Linked DNA regions of Homo sapiens: region 1 is linked to region 2. The links are chromatin loops, found by intact Hi-C in ENCODE. Cell type or tissue: heart left ventricle. All regions are shown on one strand. Each heading gives the region's core, and the rest is flanking DNA. Links, peaks and the distances in the headings are about the cores only.

Evidence for each region. A loop is a pair of places that touch in the nucleus more often than their neighbours do. Peaks named below come from ENCODE experiments on the same cell type or tissue, not always from the same donor. Only the 100,000 strongest peaks of a DNase experiment are listed, where the experiment ranks them.
Region 1: it touches region 2 in a loop (2.3-fold over the local background); 3 of 110 quality-filtered maps call a loop at or near these places.

The regions. Positions count from the first base shown.
Region 1 is chr7:123,598,497-123,606,840 of GRCh38, reverse strand. ASB15 (ankyrin repeat and SOCS box containing 15) reads right to left here and starts at 5,020. Exons shown (of 12, transcript NM_001290258.2): 1 at 4,927-5,020; 2 at 2,629-2,809. It also overlaps a transcript of NDUFA5 not described here. In heart left ventricle, for the core only: no CTCF peak of the experiment used is centred there; no DNase peak of the experiment used is centred there; H3K4me3 peaks cover 3,744 bases; H3K27ac peaks cover 4,972 bases.
Region 2 is chr7:123,651,164-123,659,507 of GRCh38, reverse strand. It overlaps LMOD2 (leiomodin 2), which reads right to left and starts at 3,642. Exons shown (of 3, transcript NM_207163.3): 1 at 3,272-3,642. The coding sequence starts at 3,544. In heart left ventricle, for the core only: no CTCF peak of the experiment used is centred there; a DNase peak (open chromatin) is centred at 3,617; H3K4me3 peaks cover 4,376 bases; H3K27ac peaks cover 6,452 bases.

The sequences.
Region 1 (8,344 bases), core at 228-8,227, 53 kb after region 2:
AATGAAGAAAATGTGCTGTGTATTTACAATGGACTATTAACCTTAAAAAAGAAGAGAATCTTGCCATTTGTGACAACATGGATCAACCTAGAGGACGTTATGCTAAATGAAACAAGCCAGGTACAGAGAGACAAATATTGTGATATTTATCTGTGGAATCTAAAAAGTTGAAGTCATAGAAAAAAGAGTAGAATGTTGGTTGCCTGGGGCTAGGAGGTGCTGGCCAAGGGGTACAAATTTCAGTTAAGCAGGATGAGTAAATTCTGGAAATCTAATGTACAACAATGTAACTGTAGTTAACAATATTGTATTGTATACTTGAAATTTGCTAAGGGTGTAGATTTTAAGAGTTTTCACCACCAGTAACAACAAGAAAAGTGAACTAAGATGGACTTTACAGAGGCAAAGCTTACAAAGCCCTCTCAGGAAAATTAGCTTAGCATCTACCTCTTAGGACTGAGCAGGCCAGGAACCTTGGTGACCTCGAGAAGAGAGAAGATTGCCCAAATGTACAGGAAAGCAGGTAGAACTTGGTGAAGAGAGTTTCTTGGCGTGGGAAGGAGCAGAAATTTGAAAGAGCAATTCATTTATCTGAATCGTCCAAGCAGTGGCTTCATTACCTAAGTTATTGTGTCTGTCTGCATGAAATCAATAGTTTATTTTCCATTAATTAGTGAGTGGTGGCTCCTGAGAAAGGTGAGGCCAGTTACAGACAATAAAAAAGCTACTTTTGGTTTGTGCAATTGAGTTGTAGGGTGAGTAAAAAACGTTTTGACTACATTGATTACCTATAGTAACAATAAAAATAATATCTCCAGACTTTTAAAAAGTATTATTTTTTTTAACTTTCATTTTAAGTTTTATCTTAACGTTTGTTATATAGGTAAATTGTATATTGCAAGGGTTTGGTGTACAGAGTATTTTATCATGCAGGTAATAGGCATAGTACCTCATAGGTAGTTTTTCTATCCTTGCCCTCCTCCCACTTTCGACCCTCAGGTAGGTCTTGGCGTCTGTTGTTCCCTTCTTTGTGTCCGTATGTACTCACAGTTTAGTTCCTACTTGTAAGTGAGAACATGGGGTATTTGGTTTTCTGTTCCGGTGTTAATTTGCTTAGGATAATGACCCTACAGCTCCATCCATGTTGCTGCAAAGGACACAATCTCATTCTTTTTTGTGGCTGGCTAGTATTCTATGGTGTATACGTACAACATTATCTTTATCCAGTCTACTGTCATTGTGCATTTAGGTTGATTCCATGTTTTTGCTGTTGTGAACAATACTGCAGTGAACGTACGTGTGCATGTATCTTTATGGTACGGTGATTTATATTCCTTTGGGTGTATATCCAAAAATGCGATTACTGGATTGAATGGTAATTCTGCTTTAAGTTCTTTGAGAAATCACCAAACTGTTTTCCACAGTGGCCGAACTAAGTTACATTCCCACCAGCATTGTATAAGCATTCCCTTTTCTCCATAACCTCGCCAGCATCTGTTATTTTTTGACTTTTTAGTAGTAGCCATTCTGACTGGTGTGTGAGATGGTATCTCATTGTGGTTTTGATTTGCATTTCTCTAATGATTAGGGATGTTGAGCATTTTAAAAAGTATTATTCTTATGCATATACACATAAATATTCATATACAAATATATATGCATATATTCTCTCCAAAAATATTCATTCCTGGCATAATGTATTTTGTTCAACATGACAAACAATCCTGTCTGGTGCTCAAGTCAAATTTTTTTCCCTTCAAAATTGATTCAAATAATAATGAGTCACTGCATTTTTTCATATCTTGTTTTGAAATCATGTACAGGCCATTGATTTCTTTCTGTTGGAGGCAGTTGAATATAACGGTTGAACCTTTGTTCAAATGCCGACCTGCCTGCATTAGCTGCCTGGTTAACTGTGTCTGACGTGTCACAAGTAGTCAGTAAACATTACCTGTTATTATTCTGTGATTGAACTCCTGTGGAATGGGAAAGTAGGATTCTAGTACTTTTTGAAAGTTTTAGTTCTATTCCTTACCCTTGAATATTGACCCTGACACCCCCATTTTATTTTCTTCTCCCTCCTTTTCCCTAGAATCACCAATTTTCAGAGTTAAAGACTGTCAGGTAGCCCCACCTGTAAATTTTATTTACAACATGCCCAATAAGTAATTGGTAGCCTCAGTTTGAACATCAAAGTGTCAGGGAGTTTGCTATCTCCTCACACGGTGCTTCTTCTTTAGCCAGCATTTTTTTTTTTTTTAGACAGAGTCTCCTTCTGTCAACCAAGCTGGAGTCCAATGGCATGATCTCGGCTCACTGCAACATCCACCTCCCAGGTTCAAGTGATTCTCCTGCCCCAGCCTCCCGAGTAGCTGGGATTACAGGAGCCCACCACTATGCTGGGCTAATTTTTGTATTTTTATTAGAGACAGGGTTTCACCACGTTGGTCAGGCTGGTCTTGAACTCCTGACCTCAGGTGATTCTCCCCCATCGGCCTCCCAAAATGCTGGGATTATAGGCATGAGCTATGGCACCCGGCCTAGCCAGATTTCACAATTAGGAAAACCAGTGAACTTGAATCCACTCTTCAAAACATTATCTGAAGATAATGTTTCTACTTCTCTTACCTTTTTCTGGTTCTCTTTCTCAGAGCTACACTGAGAAAGTAGTGTTCCTCTGCAACACAGGAGCCCTGTTAATATCCCCCAGGAAGGCTGTCAGATCTCCACTGAGCTTTTTCTTCCAGAGGCTGGACAACTGCTCTTCCTATAAGATGGCCTCACCTCCTGCACTGTCTTGACTGCTTTCCTGGAAACACATTTGTTTATCCATTTCTTTCTAAAAGTGACACTGAACCACAGGCTCTGAAGGCAACACAACAGCTACAGTCAGACCAACACAAGTTTAAGTGTTCCCTTTTCTCAAACACTATACATCTGTTAATTTAGTCCAAGTTCAGATAAATATTTAGGCTATTATGTTACAGACTTGATTTAGACCCCAGTATCCCAAAGATCTACAAGTCGTATGTTTTCCCCACGTTGTTTTCTGTGCAATTGTATGCAGGACCCTATTGGACTCTATTTATTCCTATTACATTTTATATTTTTTCAATTTGGCCTTTATTTCCTTCTGCTAAAATTGAATGCATTTTCTATCTCTCCAAGTATTGTTTTATTTGCTGACTTAATAAGCATGCCTTCTATATGTCCTTAAGCTCCACTGATAAAGATAAATGTTGAAAAGAAATTGGCAAAGGACAGAGGCCTCTATGTTGACATTGATCCATTATTTTGCACCCTCCCAGAAAAGGTGTTTATCCAGCTACAAACCCTCTTAAAGACACCACCACCTAGTATTAATGTCTCCTTTTTGATAATAAGACCATCATCAAGGAATATTGTCAAATACCTTGTTGTAATACAAATGCACAGTTATCTATGATACTACATTCCTTTGCTCTGCTAATCAAAAAGACAAAGGAAAAGAATTAACCCACCAATTCTTAGTGATTATTTTTTTCCTAAGGATGTTCAGACTATCCTATTTGTCCATGCAAAAATATACATTCAACGTCTGTTGTGTTCCAGGCACAGGGCTAGACACATATATATGGGATCCATGCCCTCAGAGAGTTTTCTGCCTTTAAATAATGTATTTTAGATTTTTCTCCAGAAATAATACCAATTTCTCTTTAAGGTTTAGCACACAGTAAAGCACATAGCATAGCAAGTCTTTAATAAGTATTTTTATATTGAGTTTAATAATTATTATAACTAATATCTATTGAGTGTTTACCTGTGATAGGGATTACACTAAGTGCATTAAATGGATGTCACTTAACGTCTATGACATAATTCTCCCCCACTTTACAGATGAGAAAACTGAAGCACAGAGTCATTAGGTAACTTACCTAAGCCCACATATCTAGTGGGCAGTGGAGAGTGGGATATAGCCCAGTCATCTGACAATGGAGGCCACACACGCTTAACCAGTATACTCTAACTATGACTCAGCTACTTTGAATGAATTAATGAAAAGAGGGTCTTATTTTGTAACCTAAAAATTCATAAACCTGAGAAAAAGTTTTCTCAAAAAGTTTAAGCAACTACCTAACAAATTCATCGAACAACTCCAGGGGAAATATAAAACTTGTAGGCAAATTTCTATTTGAAGATAAAATATTCTCATAAAATAACTGAAGTGTAAAATTATAATTTTTATCACAATAAATTAATAATCTCAGCACAAAGCAGTGATAAGATTTTTCTTGTCCACATCACTGCTTTACTTCGTGGAAGTCAAATCATTTTAGATATAGAAAGCTCCTTAGAAGTTAACTGTGCATTTAAGAACAATATGAGTGACGATATCAGATAAATTTTAAGGACTTTCCAACCTTTAGATTTTGTGATATAATTTGCAGGAGTAAATTTCCAATTCTATTCGGTTTATTTTTTAAAAAATCTAACTAATTTAAAGAAATGTTTCAATCTGGGCAGAAAGCATTCATCTTTTTCAACAAGTGATGAAAAAGCCTTAAAAGATTTATTTTATTTATTCACAAAAATTATTTAATTTTTTTTATTAGAAACCAAGAGGTGAGCTGAGACCCTTCTGGGATTCTATAGTAAATATATTGACATGTTCTATAAGGATACTCATTCTTAATCTGTTTTTCTCATGATACAATTTTTTATGCTTAGTAATTATGCAATTGAGTTGATATTCTATAAGCAAACAAATTCTAGCTTTAGTCTCTAATTAAAAAGGCTCTAAACAGGTAAGCCCGTAGGTGATCAAGTGGAAAGAAAGTAATGAGTAGCTACTATAATTTGTATTTCAATCTGTTTAAAATATTACCAATAATGAACTATTCAATAAGCTAGTTGGTGAGGTACAGATCAAATATTTCATAATCTCACCTTTTGGAATGATCATCTTGTCATTCTTATCCAGGGACTTGCCTTCCTAAATCAGAGGAAGTGCCCTGGAGCCAATGTGTGCTTCTGTGTATCTAAAATTAAGTATCCAGTTGGTGGTTAAATTAAGACCTGACCTTGTACAACTGAAACATAAGCGGTCTCTGGCACACGGTAAAGTATTACCCATGACTTCTCTAGACTCTCATCAAAAGAAACGCAAGCCTACAGAGGTATAATAAGATTATCTCTGTCCTGATTGGTTCAAAGAACTCTTATGAAAACAAAGGACCTGCCAATTCAGCTGCAGGGAGTGTTGCTACTGATGGAACAAAACCAAACCACTTGGAATTAACGCACAATTTAAAGGTATTTGTTCAAGAGACAAATCTGTAAGTCTTTGTGTTGTCAGAGCCTAATCCACTTTTGACATATTTTAATACACACTATTTTTCTTTCTCCATCTTTCAGATTCAGGTCAAATTTCATTAAATACAATCTTCTTGTCATACTAATTTGCTGTCTTTGATTTTTGTTTAATAATTGCTAGTCTGATATACAGACGGAGATAGGGCAGTCAGTGACATCTAATCTGATCAAGAATTTTTAGGTCAAGTTATTGAGCATATATAGTCTAAAAAAATGAGTAGCAAATGTATTAATAAAACAAGCAAAAAAATTGGGATTTTTAATTGAGGAAGGTTGTTTTCTTTTAAAAAACCAATTAAGTTTATTGTCTTACTGATTTTCCAATGAAAATAGTCTGCCTTAAATTTGTTTTGACACAGCTATCCTTGGATTAACTCAGGCCACCATCGGCACTCACAAAGCCATCTGGCCTCTATCCCCTACACCCCCCTACTAAAACAACTCGTTTTGCAGGTCTCAGTGACCTCTTTCTGACTTACATTAGAAACTCATTTCATATTTTATATTCATTTTCATTTCTTATTTTACAAACCCTCATTGGATTTGCTGCCAGTGATTCTTCCCTTTTTCCTGAAACTCTCTACTTCTTAAGCTACTGGGAGCACTACACGCTTTTGTTTTTCGTCTCATCTCTGACATTTTCTTTGTACTCAGTGTTAATGAATATAAATACGTGGATTGTAGTGAATTTGCCAGTTTTATTTCAAAAATTGAGAAACCGTAAATGTGAAATGAGAGGTCCTAACTCCTCTTTAACTGTGATAAAAGAAGGTGCGTTTCAGTCATCTTCAAAGCAAACTGAGAAGTATTTTATGTTTAAACCACTATTAACTGTGTATTGCAATAGTCAAGGGTAAAAGTTAGATCATTGCATACATTGTCTACATTTTATCATTATTAATCTAATTTGGAATTTTTCAATGAAGAATTCTTGTGAAAAGCAATCAGCATTGTGAAACACTTTAATTTTATACAACTTTTTTTTACTTACAATATTAGAAATTCATATAAAGCTTTAGAGTATAATGCAAATGTGTGGGAAAATGTGCACCTAACACTTTAAAGTGTGGCTTGACACATTGCAGTGACTTTTCTGCTCTTAAACTAATGATGGTATGCCTGTTTTATCCGTTTATATAATAGTTGTTATAGATCTACCTATACCATACAACATTTAAAATAATGCATATAATGATAGAAAAGCCAAAATAAGATCATGTGGTAAAATAAATGAGAGCCTGTTACTGAAGACATAGTCCTGTGAACACGTCTTGCTTTACCACTTACTGTTTCTGTAGATGCATTATTTACATTTTTGAGATTATTTATCTGTAGTATGGGAGTGATGATGATGATGATGATACAATGACCATGGCACCACCATTTTAATGAGGCCTATTCCTCAAGTAGTTAGTCATCTATGCACACACAATAAGACATACTTTGAGTAACTCATATATTTGAAAGAATGATCTATTCATAATGCTAGTAATCGCTTCCACATTTGCCTCTATGAAAGCTGGCTTTTCCTGTGGGTTTTCTCAAAGGGGAAACAAAATGAGTCCTAGCTTTTCAAACAGTGCCTCTAGTTTTGTCTGGTGAGAATGAGTTTCAGGGAGGGGTCAGATTTAACAGTGAAGGACTAGTTGAATACTACTGTTGTTCCAAGGAAGGTATACAAAATGACACTGACATCCAAATACGCATTCCTTCTATCTATATATAGCAAGAAATGCATGTACTGTTTCAAAATGATAATTATAGCAACTGATATGAAAGATGAAGAGTCTTAGGTTAAAATAGTTGAAGCACGGTGTTAGAAGAACTGTCCTTGGACCCACCTATTTCTATTTTGGGAATAAGAAATTTAGGTAGCATTGTTTGTGAATTTCCAGGGAGCAATGTGGCAGCTTGGCCTTCATATTTTAGGCACCTGCCACTGCTACAGCCTCACTTTGCCCACAGGTATTCTTTCTTCCTGAAAAAGAGTGTGGCACTTGCAGGCCTGGATTTTAAAAAACAGCTCTTGCTATGATTAGTCATACAATCCCATCTACCCTCTACAATGCCACTTATTAAGTCCTTTCTGATCCAGCCCATTCTTTATGAGGCTTTGTCAGAACTGGAGCTTTATCTTTGCCTTCTACAAAAAATGGTGTTGTTCAAACACCTTGGGGAGTCCTACTTTAAGTTATCCTATTATTTTTTGTTTGTTTTGTGTGTTTTTTTGGTATTCTTTTTTGTTGTTGTTTTTAAGTTATCCTCTTATTTTGTTGTTTAGTAAGCAATACCCATGTATATCTCTCTTGGCTTCATTTTCACTTTGGTATATTTCAGGCTTTCTCCTTTTTCTCCTTCTTTCTTTTTTGTACTTGACCATTATTTTGGCCTTGGGGTCAGTGATTTAAGAAATGCACATTTTATTTTGGTTAGGCATAAAACAGTAGAAAAGAATATAAAAACATAAAATAAATCCTTTATTTCTAGTATGCTTCCCAGAACCTTGGTAATTGTTTATTTTTGCTATGCTGTACGCTGTTTTTCCAGACTGAAAATCAAACAACTGAAAACATGAGCCAAATCTATTAGCACTGAACTCCTCCAACAGCACTGATGTCACAGGCCCCTGGAAGAATCCACGTTGTTGACATTACTCTGGTCATTTAGTTGCCATGTAGCCAAGCAAAGGCAAGTGACGGAAATAGTATTTTTTAGTAAGGTAGCACTATAGGTAGTTATACTAAATTAATGACAAACAAACAGTGAGGAAGATCCTGTATGGGGTTTCAGTTAGGGGTTTCAAAGTTCACTTTGTCTAGTAAAGTTTTTGGCACTCATCAAATATGTGTTGAATATTTTGTTGAACACTGATGACTTGTTCAAATGGGTTCGCAGTTATTTCTGTTTAACCAAAGTTTAAGTCAATTAAGGTTGAGTCACAATAAATTTTTTAAAAGCTGGTTGATCTTTTTTTTTCTTGTTTTTCCTTTTG
Region 2 (8,344 bases), core at 183-8,182:
CCAGGATTTTAGTCATGAAATCTAGATAGTTCCGGACAATCTGAGATGATTAGTCACCCTAGGTGGGGGACATCTGGAGAAAGAACAGAAGGGGAAAAGGTGTCTACAGAGGCAAGGTGAGAGGATGCAAAAAACAGACTTCGCTTACTTTATAAAATACTCTGTCCCTAGGGGGCCTGTTTTATTACAGATTTCCTATATGCCACTGCTTTGGCATTAACCCTGATTCTTTGGAGAATGGAGGTGGGAAGGAGGGTATAGAATAAGGAGGTGGGAGATGAGATGGCAAGGGACTGGACAAGGAGAAGGGGAATGTTAGTAAACTTAGAAAACAAATCAGGTAATGAGAAGAGTGGCCGGTTGTTTCTCCTGATCACCTCCCTATTATGTATGTACATATCACATTCAAAGTATGTGTTAATTGACCGTTTATGTTATTGGTAAGGCTTCTGTCCACAGTAGGCTATTAGTAGTTAAGGTTTGGGGGAGTCAAAAGTTATACATGAATTTTGGATGCTGCAGGGGCAGGAGTTGGTTCACCTGACCCCCATGTTATTCAGGAGGTAACTGTAGTTGAGCGGTTCTTAAGTTTTACTGTGTGTCATAATCACCTGTGAGAGCACCAATTGTTGGGCCCCATCCCCAGAGTTTATCATTCATCAGATTGACGGGAACTCTATAATTTGCAGTTCCAAGAAGATCCCAGGTAATGCTGATGCTGCTGACCGGGCACCCACAATTTTGAAATGTTCTTTAATTTTCACTTCTATGTACAAGCTCTTAACCTCTAATGAGTTTCTTAACCTTGCCTTGTCTCAGTTCTCAAGTGCAGAAAGTTAAAAATGAAGTGAGATAATGGGAGAAACTCATTGGCACCTGTGCTGAGATTTAACCACTGCTCAATAGGGGAGCTAGACCATTGGGATTCTAGGGTCCCTGGGAGCCCCAATGCGGCATAAGTTTGTGTAAGCCCAAGTGGGCAGAAAGGCTGGCATTCAACAGGTGTTGCATCTGCTTTTTATAAGCCTTTACAGAGCCAGCCGCCTGATAATCAATCAAGACCCTCCGCTCCTTCTCAGGGTCCTTCCTTTATGGCTCTTCACTTACGCAACTACCTTGCTCCCCCAGCCACCCAACAGCTGCTCGAAGATTTTCCCTGTTGTGGGAATTGGATTTGCACCCTCCATCAGCAAGTTCCTGCTCATCATGCCTGGCAACTACAGACAGCTGGCCAGCAGGGAAAGTACTGGGAGAAAAAGTTAATAGCCTAGAAAGGAACCGAAGTCCATCAACACAGCAGCCTCTCTAATTGAGCTGATAAGCCATTGGCAGGGATCAGCAAAACCTTTGGCAGGATCAGGTGGGTTCGTCCGGCTGACGATAGGTTTTGCTCTTTGGTTCCCACCACTATCATGTCATTGTGACATTAAAAAGCCTTTGTTGGATTATTGATACATTGGTTGTACAGCCTGGATATTCTGAGACAGTTTTATTCTTTTTTTTTTTTTTTTTTTTTAATGAGACAAGGTTTTGGTTTGTGGCTCAGGCTGAGTGCAGTGGCACAACCATAGCTCACTGCAGCCTCAACCTCCCATGCTGAAGCCAACCTCCCACCTCAGCCTCCTGAGCAGCTGGGACTACCACCTGCTAATGTTCCACTAAACCCAGCTAATTTTTTTTTTTTTTTTTTTTTTTTGTAGAGATGAGATCTCACTATATTGCCAGAGCTGGATTTGAACTCCTAGGCTCAAGTGATTCTCCTGCCTCAGCCTCCCAAAAAAGTGTGGGAATTATAGGCGTGAGCCAGCATACCCAGCCAGTTTTATTTTATTAAAGAGAGTTTTAAATAATTGTGATGATAATGTCATTGTTATTTTGATGCTCATTATCACATCAAAGAAAAAAAAATCCCTCTTAAAACAATGGTTGTGGAGGAATTGACCTGCCCAAGTACTGACTTGTATGTGTCCTTCCTTCTAACACACCCCTTCTAGCTGATTAGTACTGTGGCCTTGGCAGACCCTGGCCAGATCCCAGTGGCCCTTCCTGCAATGATTGACGTGGACAAAACTCACACATATCTTGCTGCAATTGTGGCCAAGATAACCCTATCATCAAGATCATCTAACAGCCCTAGATTAGTACTGTGGAAGTCTTGCCATTGGCTTTAGGCCATTTTGATTTTAGATGATTCCAACAGAGTGCAAGGGTTTTAAACTGTTTCTCCTGACCTATGTTCTTCCATAATTCCGGAAGAATTTTTTTTTTGTTATATGGACACTTTATTGTCATTACTGTTTTCCCAGAGAATAATAGTCTTTTGGACTTCCTTCTGGTATTGACTCATTTGGCAAATTCAAAATAACTGTTTACTGGGCAGTACACAAGAGCTTTATAGGCCTGAGCTCTGATATAAGCACATTTCCTAACCTCAGGATCACCATCGTAAAGGAGACAGAAATCGAAGAGATCATCTATACAGCTGTGCTGCCCCTGAGTCCTCAGATGGGTTTCAGGATGTGTTATCATTTTGAAATTCTATGCAAAAGTTGGTGTATTTTGCACAAGCCCAGGGCTATTTTCTTAAGAAGGTTCATAACTTATCAAAATCTCAAAGGGGTTCTTGATTCGCAAAAGAAACACTGTCTCTAACTCCCTCAATGTCCAGAGGGAAAGAGAACCCTGTAAAAGTGATTGTTCAAGGTCTAAAGATGTGGGAACAGAGCAGGGACTCATAACAAGGCCCTGTGACTCTCAGTGTCATGTACTTCCCACCACCCCACACTTCTTGGTATTGGAAAAGAACTATTTCACCATAGCTACTATCACAGTCAAAGCAACCAGCGTTCCCACTTTTGTCTTTATAGGAGAAAATAAATGTACTTAACTGAAAAAAAAGTATACATTTATACGTATGCATGTATCTTGGGAACAAATATTATGCCACATTACCAACATATAGCTCAAACAACACTTATGTTTGGCAAAATATTGAATCCCATACACTGATTGTGAATTATTTTCCTCTTGAGCTTTCTATTTGTAATCAATCAAAGAGCCCCAATTAAGAATTTTACATATTATGATCCATTGGGTGGCCATAGCATTTACATGATTATTTCAGCCTGAAAAATGATTTAGTAGCAAGTATAAATGGGTTATAGGAAAATTCAAGTGATGAGGATTGAGAAGTTAGGGAAAACAAGTGTCTGGGTTTGGGATGGGGTGATGGGGAGGTGGGGTTAGCCAAGGAAAAGTCCCGAGAGCCTACCTTTCCACATTCCCCCAGCCTCTCCTTCTCCAAGAGTTTTTGGGACTCCTTTTCCCAATAGGCCATCAGTGCCTCTCTGCTGAATGTCCCTGTGGGGGTTTTCTCTGTCAGGCTCTTTTGCCTTAGCCCCACGGGAAGGTTGCGGTCAGGTTCAATGTCTTCCAACTCTCTCTCTAGCTCCTTCAGCTCCTCGGCTGACAGGGAGGCGAGGAGTTCATCCTCGTCGATGGATTCGTATTTACTGAGTCCTCTTCGGTAGCCAAAGGTAGACATGGTCCCTGCTTTGTCAGACCCAGAAGGAGCTTGAAGGACCAGGCATTCAAGGCGGCCAGAAGCAGGCAGGGAGGCAAGTGGCAGGCTGGTCAACAACTGGTGCTAGGAGTGGCTGTGGGAGCCTTTTAAGAGTGGTGATACAGGGCTGTGACAATGCAGAGAGGGGTGAAGGCATGGGCTGTTTTAAGCATCAGACGTCAGCTAGACATTTGAACACAAAGAATGTCACATCGGTGGTGGATGGAGGTCTCAGAACCAGTGGGGATTATTAACATACTGGCCAGGGCCATATTTAGCTGAGTCTGATAGCTCATGAGGACAGGCAGAGTGTTTCAGATAAGGAGTAACACAGTTCTTCTCACTTTGTATTCAAACAACAGGGAAATAAAATTTATTTTGAAAATGACTTGCCACCACCTCCATGGCCATGAAAAGATTCTTTCATTATAATCTTAGGGTTGAGAAATGTCTCCACAATACTCCATGGGTAGTTATTTTGGTTCTTCTATAAACATACTGTAGGTGGTATTGATGGGGACAAAAGGTCATAATAATATAGTATTTCATAATTTTATCCTACTTTGCAGTTTACAAAGCACTTCAATAAGTTTTTCTAATCATAAATACTGTGAGATGAATAACATGATTCTCATTTATAGATGTTGGCAACTGAGGCTCTCAGAGATTAAGTGAAACGTCAGAAGTTGGAGAGCTGAAAGTACAGAGAGGTGTCTTTCTCCACTGAACGAAATGCTTCTTCCTACTCACCATGATTACTAGTAAAAATCTAGACTTGCAAATGAAACTCGAAAAATACAAATAATAATACTGGATATGATTTATTAAGGACTGACATTATGCCATTCCAGTGTTAAGCATTATCTCCTTTAATTCTACAGTCCTGTAAGGTGTACATTAGTGCCTGTACTTAACTAGTACACACTCAGAGAGGTTAAGTTACTAGCATGGGAGCACAGAGCTAAGAAGTGAGAGAGCTAGAATCTGAGCCCAGATTTGTATCTGGCCTGAAAATGGAAGAGATGCTAATTTGAAATTATATATATGACTTAATCACTACATATTATATATATACAACAAATTTTCTTATGTACTCCATACATTTGCACAAATTAAAAAAAGAAATTATATATGAGCATATTGTTGTGTATATGTTAAAATAAATCCATAGTTTATAGGACTCCATAAATATAACACCATTTTATAGATATGTAAAATCTATTAAAAATATTAATGCATACAAAAATACATTTATCAATACATGTATAGTACATGATATTCTGATTATACCTTCAGCAGCTGGTGAATATTTGGGTTGTTTCTAGCTTTGGGTTTCTACCTTTTATCTATGAATAAAGTTTCTATGAACATTTACATGCAAGTGTTTGAGTAACCTCAGGTTTTCATTTATTTTGAGTAGATATGTAGGAGCAGAATTACTGGGTTATATGGTAAATTTACTTTTTAAGAAACTGTAAAAAACTGTTTTCCGAAACGGCTGTACCAATTTACATTCCCATCAGCAATGAATGAGAGTTCCGGTTTCTCGACATCCTCACCTATTATTGCTTGTCTTTCTATTATAGTCATTTTAGAGGGTGTCAAATGATAGTTTTAATTTTCATTTCCCTAGTAAGATGTTCATCATTTCATGTGTTTATTGGCCACCTTATATCTTCTTTGGTGAAATATTTATTCAAATCTTACCTCCCCCTTTTTTAAACAACTTTTTGAGACAGGGTCTTGCTCGGTCACCCAGGCTGGAGTGCAGTGGAGTGATCATAGCTCACTGCAGCCTCAATCTCTTGCTTATGCCCATTTTAAAATTGGGTTAATTGTCTCCTTATTATTGAGTTGTAAGAATCTTTATATGTGCTGGAGACAAATATTTTATTAGGTATATGACTTTTTTTTTCTATTCTGGGGCTTGTCTTTTGATTCATTTTGAAGAGCAAACTTTTTAAATTTTGGTGAAGTCCAAGACCAATTTATCAATTTTTTTGTTGTATTGCTTGGTGTTATAGTTAAGAAATCTTTTTCTGGCCATGCACGGTGGCTCACGCCTGTAATTCCAACACTTTGGAAGGCTGAGGTGGGCAGATCACTTGAGCCCAGGAGTTTGAGACCAGCCTGGCCAACATGGCAAAACCCTGTCTCTAGTAAACATACAAAAATTAGCTGAGCATGGTGACAGATGCCTATAAACCCAGCTACTTAGGAGGCTGAGGTGGGATAATGGTTTGAACCCAGGAAGCCGAGGCTGCAGTGAGCCAAGATGGCACCACTGCCCTCCAGCCTGGGTGACAGCGAGACTCTGTCTCATTAAAAAAAAAAGAAAATTTTTTTCCAACCCAAGGCCACAGAGATTTACTCATATTTTATTGTGAAAGTTGTATAGTTTTAGTTTTATTTAGATTTCCTACCCATTTTGACTTATTTATGTGTATATGTAAGGTAAAGTTATATATTCATCTTTTTTATTTTTATTTTTTTTAGGCGGAGTCTGACTCTGTTGCCCAGGCTGGAGTGTAATGGCACCATCATAGCTCACTGTAGCCTCTTATCTTTTGGGCTTGGGTGATCCTCCCACCTCGGCCTTCGGAGTAGCTGGGACTAGAGACAGCAAGCAACCACGCCCAGTTAATCTTTTTTTTTTTTATTTTTTGTAGGGACACTGTTTTGCCATGTTGCCCAGGTGGTTGGTTTCAAACTCATGGACTCAAATGCTGCCCCCACCGTGGCCTCCCAAAGTGCTGGGACTGCAGGCGTGAGTGACAACACTTGGCCCAAATTTATCTTTTTGCACACAGATATTCAATTGTCCTAGCACCATTTGTTGAAAAAAACTATACTTTCCTCTATTGAATTACCTTGGAACCTTTGTGGAAAATTAACTGACCGTAAATACATGGGTTTATTTCTAGACAGTCAAGTCTGTTCTATAAATCTATATATCTATCCTTATGCAAAATCACATGGTCTTAATTATTGTAGCTTTATAATAAGTTTTGAAATCAGAATGTGTATAAGTCTATCTGACTTTGCTCTCTTGTGAGAATGTTTTGGCTAGCTATTTTGATCTTAACTTGTTATGATATTCTACTCCAAAAATAACTGACACTTTTCAGTGATGCTAATGAGAGAGATAATGATTGAATTAGAAATAATGAGTTCATTTGTGTGTTTTTTTTGTTTTTTGTTTTTGTTTTTTTGTTTTTTTGTTTTTTTTTTTACAGCCTGTAGCATATGCTTTTGTGTAACCTCAGCTCAGCAAGGGCCCATCTTTTTTATTTGAATGGGTTTGATTTTTGGCAATGACATCAAGTCATGATAGCCAAATCTGATGCATGAGATGAGTCATTCAGCTCTAGTACCACAATTTAGGTGAAAAGATGAATAAGGATTACAGCCATGTAAAAATCTGTGTGCTTTTGGGAAAAAAAGAAGAAAAGACATATAAATGATAGCATGAGTTCATTCTTTCAACAATACATATTGGCCACATGTGATAGGTTGACTACTGTGCGAGTTTTAGGGTATATAAATATGTGCGAAGAAACACTGGAATTGTGTTTTACCCTATCTCTCTCATGTTTGTAATTGTTCAGTAACATCCTTTTTTTGCTAAGTTTTATTGGACAATTGACTAAACACATATTACATGCCAGATTCTAATTTAGTTGCTTGGCTTAGAGAAGTGAACAAAATCAACGAAGTTCCTTCCTCCACAGAGCTTACATTCTAGATGGGAGAGACAGACAATATCTAGACAAACATGTAAATATAGAACACATTAGAGAGAAGTTCTATGGAGAAAAATAGAGCAGGGTAAAATGGAAGGAAGATTTTGGGGGTAATATTTCATCTGGGAAGATCTCTGTAGTAAGGTAACATTTGAACACAGACCTGGGCTCGATACATGCAAACTATAATATACATTTAGTATTCAGATATTTTAGAATCACAGATTCTCAGATTTCAAAAGGACTTTGAAATACATGAATTTTGTATCACTTCTATTTGTGATCATCTAGTGTTTGCTTGAACATCTTTAGTGAAAATAGCACATTTTCAAAAGCTTATTTCATTGTTGGATGACTCAAATCCTCAGAAAATTACTTTTATTGCTTTGAAACTAGTCTCTTGAAAAATCCACATATTTTAAATTTTCTCATTGGAACAACCCAGAATAAATATCATCTCACATGGATTTCTTTTCCCAAATCTTATGTGTCCCATGAGTGACTCTGAAAATGGCTCCAAAAGGGAAGGCTTAATGCCTTTTGTTTGTTCGTTTTTGTGTGTGTTTTTGCTGTGTGGCAGCATCACTGGAAAAAGCCATTATGGCCTCTCAAAGACACTGCCTTAAAAACAATAGTCATTTAGATATCCTAGTATATTTGTTACAAATCACTCCGATTATGATAATAATCACAACTCACGAATGATCTTATGAGTTGGTTCAAATAGGTTGGATACTTCTTGGTTCCCCCTGTAAGTATCCTTCACAAACTTTAAATCTCCTGGATACAATTCTGCTGAGTGATCAAACACTACCCGCCTGACCCTGACTAGAATTAAATATGGTGAATAATTTAGTTTTCTTTGGAACTTTGTCTACATTGAAAAAATCCAGTCACTATATGTTCCAAGCATCACCATTTTGTATTTTGAGATTTTTACTTGGTTGCATTATCTTTTTGGATAGAATTGTTTTTACAGTCAATAATACTCCAAGCCTTTTGACGATTAACATTTTTTGTTTAAAAAAATCTGCCTTGG